2 separate regions of the Homo sapiens genome follow, and region 2 is linked to region 1. Evidence: chromatin loops called from intact Hi-C (ENCODE). Cell type or tissue: ascending aorta. All regions are shown on one strand. Links, peaks and the distances in the headings refer to the core of each region. The heading gives the core; the rest is flanking DNA. Region 1 overlaps LOC102724945 (a long non-coding RNA gene). Region 2 has its middle 36 kb from the start of EGLN3.

The links. A loop is a pair of places that touch in the nucleus more often than their neighbours do. Peaks named below come from ENCODE experiments on the same cell type or tissue, not always from the same donor. Only the 100,000 strongest peaks of a DNase experiment are listed, where the experiment ranks them.
Region 2: it touches region 1 in a loop (2.7-fold over the local background); 1 of 110 quality-filtered maps calls a loop at or near these places.

Annotation. Positions count from the first base shown.
Region 1 is chr14:33,988,637-33,991,554 of GRCh38, forward strand. All of the region lies in intron 5 of LOC102724945 (a long non-coding RNA gene), which reads right to left. Among named protein-coding and RNA genes, the nearest start is that of EGLN3, 39 kb to the left of the region's middle. In ascending aorta, for the core only: no CTCF peak of the experiment used is centred there; a DNase peak (open chromatin) is centred at 1,351; H3K27ac peaks cover 1,329 bases.
Region 2 is chr14:33,913,642-33,916,559 of GRCh38, forward strand. No RefSeq gene overlaps it. Among named protein-coding and RNA genes, the nearest start is that of EGLN3, 36 kb to the right of the region's middle. In ascending aorta, for the core only: no CTCF peak of the experiment used is centred there; a DNase peak (open chromatin) is centred at 1,670; H3K27ac peaks cover 1,487 bases.

The sequences.
Region 1 (2,918 bases), core at 116-2,615:
ATTTTACTTTATTCAAAAATCTCTAGACAGCTACATCTTGTATTTTTTGAACATTAAGTTAACCTTTGAGGTTGTGACTTGAATTTTACATATTGATAAAGGTCCTAGTTTACTAGTGAATCATTTTCATGTAGTAACATTTCATACAGTACTCCATACGTCTATATGTAGGAACACAGATGATATAATCAAGATGATAAAGATTCGTTGAGCCTAGCATATGATAAGTAGAGCAGAAGAGGGTCAGCATGGACGAACATCGGAGCAGGAAGACCAGGAAGCCTACGTTCTAAGCTTTGATAATGTACATAAGTCTGATGCAGTTTCCTGATCTATAAAATGAGGGCATAGAACAAGATGACTTTGGTCCCTTTAACTTTAATATCTTGATAAGTGTCTCAAGACTGAAACCATTAGTAGTGTCAATGAACCAAATATCTCATGGGTTATTTTCTCTAGTTGTGGCAGATATTGACAAACTCTGAGGATGAGTGTGTACTTCTAGACTATCTTTTTCTGAGTTTATATTCCTTCTAGATCAGAGGTTGCAAATAAGTTGCATTTTCAGGTAGTAGCCACCCAAAGCACTGTGTTGAGGTTTCTGAAGCCAGGACCAAGCTTGATGGGAGTTAATAGTGCCATGATAAATAAGTGGTGATTGTCTTGGGCCTGGAAAGACAGAAAAACAGTATGTGTGCCCTGTACCTCATCCCTGTTGCCAACCTTTTCATTTAGATCAATATTTCCTTTATCTCCTATTAGGTAGTTCAGAGCTGAAGGAATTTTGGGGGTTCTGTATTCTGCTACTTTCCACCAGGAAAATTGAATTCATTGTAAAAGTGCTTTGGATCTGAATGTAGTTCAGCAAAGAAAATGTAGCTACTGCATCTTTGATAAGCAGCTTCAGTTTAGGTTACAAGTTTATAATGTTTAAAACAACCATCAGTGGATTCATTTAAACAACTTAATATATTTAAAGATTTAAAAACCCTGTTACTTAATATTGCTTTGGCTAAAACAAAAAATGCTTTTTGATTCTTTTGCTTTTAAGCCAGTCCCATCAGACACAGCCTAAAAGATAGAAATCGTGACCTTCCCTTACTTCCACCTCCTTAGGTCTGGATGGCTGCAGTTTTCTCTTTAGGCCACGTGACACCACAGCATGATCTGGAAAGTAATTAACTACTTTAGAAGTTAATCCAGCATATACTTTGAAGCACAAGCAATTCCATCCCTAATCGTTGCTTGGCAGATTGATTCTTCCTTCTGGCTCTTGAAACTGTACGTAGTAATTGCCCTGGAATTTAAAAATCATCTGGGGAATTCCTTGTTCCACATTTAGGGCACAAACAGCTAATGACTTAGACACGTTGTAGTGTGTGTGTGTGTGTGTGTGTGTGTGAGAGAGAGAGAGAGAGAAAGAGAGAGAGAGAGCATGTTTTCAGGGGGTGGAAAGGCAGTGTCACTGTGTGGATAGGAAATGTGTCTCTTCCTCTCACTGTAAGATCTGAAAATCTCTTATCTGACCAGATTGTAACACTGAGTTGCCAAACTAGCAAATTGATAAAGTGTTGGAATGTGTTTGCAGAGAGGAATCTTGATGGGAAGGGCTTCTTAGTTGCTCTTGTACACAGGAACTCTGGTTGCAGAACTGCCTACTTTCACGTTGGTTCTGATGATGCTGTTATGTTTGCAAAACAGTGCCGTGACTACTATCTTCAGACCAGCAATTAGCCAGCTTGTGAACTAACCATTCATTTGCTTTCTTTCCTCCATTTTTTTTTTTACAGTATCTTCATGACATTCAAACATCCATTTTTTCATCAAAAGATTTTACTTTCACTCTGTCCTCGTATGATTGATTTCCTTTTGTGTCTGTTATCTTTGTTTGATCCTTTGACTGTGTTGGGCACACCATCCTCCCTAAACTTACCAAGTTCCCTGACTTTGAGGGTGTGGGTCAGGCCCTCTTCCATTTTCTTCCATCTTCTCCAAATTTGCAGTCTCATCTAGCACTTGATTCACAAAGAAGTCTTCATTAAATGGTGTGCGAATTGACTATCATAATGGTTGTGTTTTGTTTATATTAGTTATTTATACTGTATCTCTTCAAAAACTGGGGTTTTCAACTGGGGTTTTCAGTTACCAGCTATCCGTCAATCAATATAAATCTCTGAATTGTCAAGCAGACCTCAATATTTTAGTAGTTTGAAATAATTAAATGTAATTGAACCAGTAAATTACTCCCAAACCAGAGTTGAGTCTTTGTTTTTTTAAATGTAAACTTGGCATAATAAGCACCAGTGCAAATAGAACATGTTGCAGTAACATCTCAATGTTTGCTTCCAAAGGTGTTTCTCTGTCAAACACTTCCATTCACTGAAAGAAAATAGCTTATCTTTAAGAGAGTATGCTTGCATTTGCCTTATTTATTTATTTAATTTGAGACAGAGTCTCACTCTGTTGCAACCTCCTCCTCCTGGGTTCAAGTGATCCTCATGCCTCAGCCACCTGAGTAGCTGGGATTACATGCATGTTCCACCATACCCAGATAATTTTTGTATTTTTAGTAGAGATGGGGTTTCACTATGTTGGCCCGGCTGGTCTCAAACTCCTGACCTCAAGTGATCCACCTGCCTTGGCCTCCCAAGATTCTAGGATTACAGGTGTGCACCACTGCCCCTGGCTGCATTTGCCTTTTAAATCTGTATATACAAACTTGCCATAATATATACCAATGCAGAAAGAAACATGATTTGGGAATAATTCAAGAAATCGGTCAAGAAGAACTTATTATTTACTTATAGTAAGAAGAAAACAGAAAACCTGAGCTTTGCTCTCAAGTTGGTTGTGGTTTAGTTGGAGGAGACAGGACTAAGGTGCATGAAACAACACTTACAATGTGAGCATTTTATTAC
Region 2 (2,918 bases), core at 116-2,615, 75 kb before region 1:
TTTTTGACAGACCAAAAGAGGGAAAGGGCTCCTATGTGATCTGGAGGGGATGGAATGGGTTCCTATACCTGAACCTAACCCCGGTGCTGAATGACTCTAGAGTCGATGAATAAATATACTAGCCCTTCAGTGAATAATAACAGAAATTCAAGTCAGGTACTGCCTTCAGGTCCTGCAGGATACTTTAGGGGCAGACAGGATTCTTGAAACTTCTTATACTATGCCAGGCAAAGCACATCGGCTCTACTGCTTATATTCCTAGAAAAGGAATGCCTGCCATTGCCTGCTCTGCCCACATCCCCTTCTGAGAGAAACAGCTCTAAACAGCCATATAGGATAGGATACCCCATGATTTTACCCCATCCCCTCCATCTACAGCACTTGTGAACATGTGGCCAGAGGTCAGGCAGTCCATCCAGACTTCTGGTCTGGCTCATGAAGATGAACTTTGTATGGCTGGGTGCAGTGGCTCACACCTGTAATCCCAGCACGTTGGGAGGCCGAAGCAGGTGGATCATGAGGTCAGGAGTTCGAGACCAGCCTGGCCAACATGGTGAAACCCCGTCTCTACATAAATACAAAAAAAAAGTGAGCTGGGCGTGGTGGCACGTGCCTGTAATCCCAGCTACTCGGGAGGCTGAGGCAGGAGAATTGCTTGAACTGGGACCCGGGACGCAGAGGTTGCAGTGAGCCAAGATCACGCCACTGCACTCCAGCCTGGGCTACAGAGCGAGACTCTGTCTCAAAAAAAAAAAAAAAAAAGATGAACTTTGTAAATCATATTTTTTTCTTGAGAATTGGAAAACTGAAGGCAGCTGGAATAGCTAGAAAGTCACGTGGGGCCCCAGGGTCCAAAAGAAACTGAGCAGCTGAGAAGAGCGGGGCGGCAGAGAGAGTCAGATGGCTGCCCTGAGAGTTTCCTCAGTCCTAACTGTTCTCTTGGCTTCCAGTTCTAGTCCAGTGTGGCTTTGGTCCCTGTTCTAGATGTCCATGACATTTCCTCTTGAACCCAGTCACTAGGAGAGCACCACCAGAGGACAAGCATGGTGGCCCACCAAGTAACAGCAGAACATGGAATAAAACTTTGACCTCCAAACCAAAACTGATGTGTCTGTCCCAAAAACCAGGTGTGATCATGAATATACTTAACAACTAGGTGGCACAGGCCCCACTGATCAGAATGGAGGTCTGCCCTGTTGCAGGCCGGTAGTGAAAGTGCAGGTGCATCCTGGCTGCCTGCTCAAGTCAGGAACATCATGGCACTTGGAGGAAGGCCATTGAGAACAGCTTCATGTCCATCTCTGAATGAGACAATGCTGCAAACACTCACCATAAATTATCAAGTGCAATACAATCTTCAAATTGCTCCCACCCAGGCTTGGCTCCTCAAACCTCACTCCTGGTGGATGATGCCTGAAAGGAACATGACAGAGCCTTCTGACAGACAAGGAAATGACCCTGGTCTGCCACACAAACCAATCCTTAGGTGGAACCAAAGTAGTCATTTCAAATTGTGGTTCCTTTATATCCACCTGAGTTAGAATGGGCCAGGGTGTGGCCATCAGAGGGAGGTGGGATCTTTCTGAAGCCCTTGGAGGAGACTTTATAGGTCTTTGTAGAGAAGGAAATGCAGTGCAGATCACCATGGTGAAAAGCCGAGACATTCCCTTCTATGACTCATTCCTTCCAGCAGGCCCTGTTGAGCGGTTATGCCCTGCCAGTGATGTCCACACGTCTTAGTTTGCACATTCCCAGTGAGGTTCATACAAGCAGGTACCCACTGCATAATGTTAAGGTTGACATCTAGATTTTTCACTTTAAGCTTGAATAGCTACAAGGAATACGACTTCCAGTATATAGTAAACATCACCATTTTAAAATAAAACTGTTTCATTACTCTCTTAAATGTAAAACCTGGATAGTGAGATAGACCATGGGCAGGTGAGATGGAAGCAACATTAGGATGGAAATCCTTTTTAAGGAGCTGAGATCTAAATGGCCCATCATCATCCATGGAAAGTAGAAAAGGGAGGAACACTTTAGGCAGAGGGAAGAAGTGCAAGCCCTGAGGCAGAAACAACCTTGACTTGTTTGAAGAAGAGGAAAATGGCAGTGTCAGGAACATAGCAAATAGGGGAAAGCCTAGTAGGAGAAAGGCTGTGAGGAGCAGGCAGGGCTGGATCATGTGAACTCTGGAGGCCATCTGTGTCGACTGTTTTCCCTTTGCCTCTCCACATTCTCTATCCTTATGGCCCTACTCTGAGCCACGGGAGCTCGACCTGCACAGGCTATGTCAACAGACTCCATTGACTGCTAACTTCTAGATGTGTTTAGCCCGGGATGTGCTCCTGCAGGTCTGAAGTGGGAAAAGGGGAAGGCCGCGGTGTTTATTCCCTTCATTCTCTTCTTGCGGGCCTCTCTGTTTCTGGGTACTGATTTCTTCCCATACCCCGCACCCTTTCCTGCCTCTGAGTGGTGGTACCACCTGCTGTTGCAGCCTAGGGCACGGCACTAGGGTTTCCCTAGACCCTCCCCACCTTGTGGTTTTCCTATACCCTCCCTACTGTGGTAAAATGTGCCTGTATTTAACTGTCCTCCAATTATCCTAATTCATGTGTGTCTCCTGGGATCTGTTGCTACACCATGATGAGGTGTGTAATTTTGTTAGTAGTATTCTTAAGTCATTTGGTAATAATCTTTCATCCTGTGAAGCTACAACATGGATTTTTTTAAACTCTTGTTTCCAAGTGCCTAATACAGTGTTATAGGAAATGCTTAGTGACTGCATACACCATGCACAACAGAGCCAAGTGTACTTGAGAGACAACTGGTCCGTTGAGAACAAAATGCATTTGGAGGCCATGAAGTTCAAGTTGAGAGCAGCATTCCCATGCACACCTCTCTCTGGGGAATGCAGC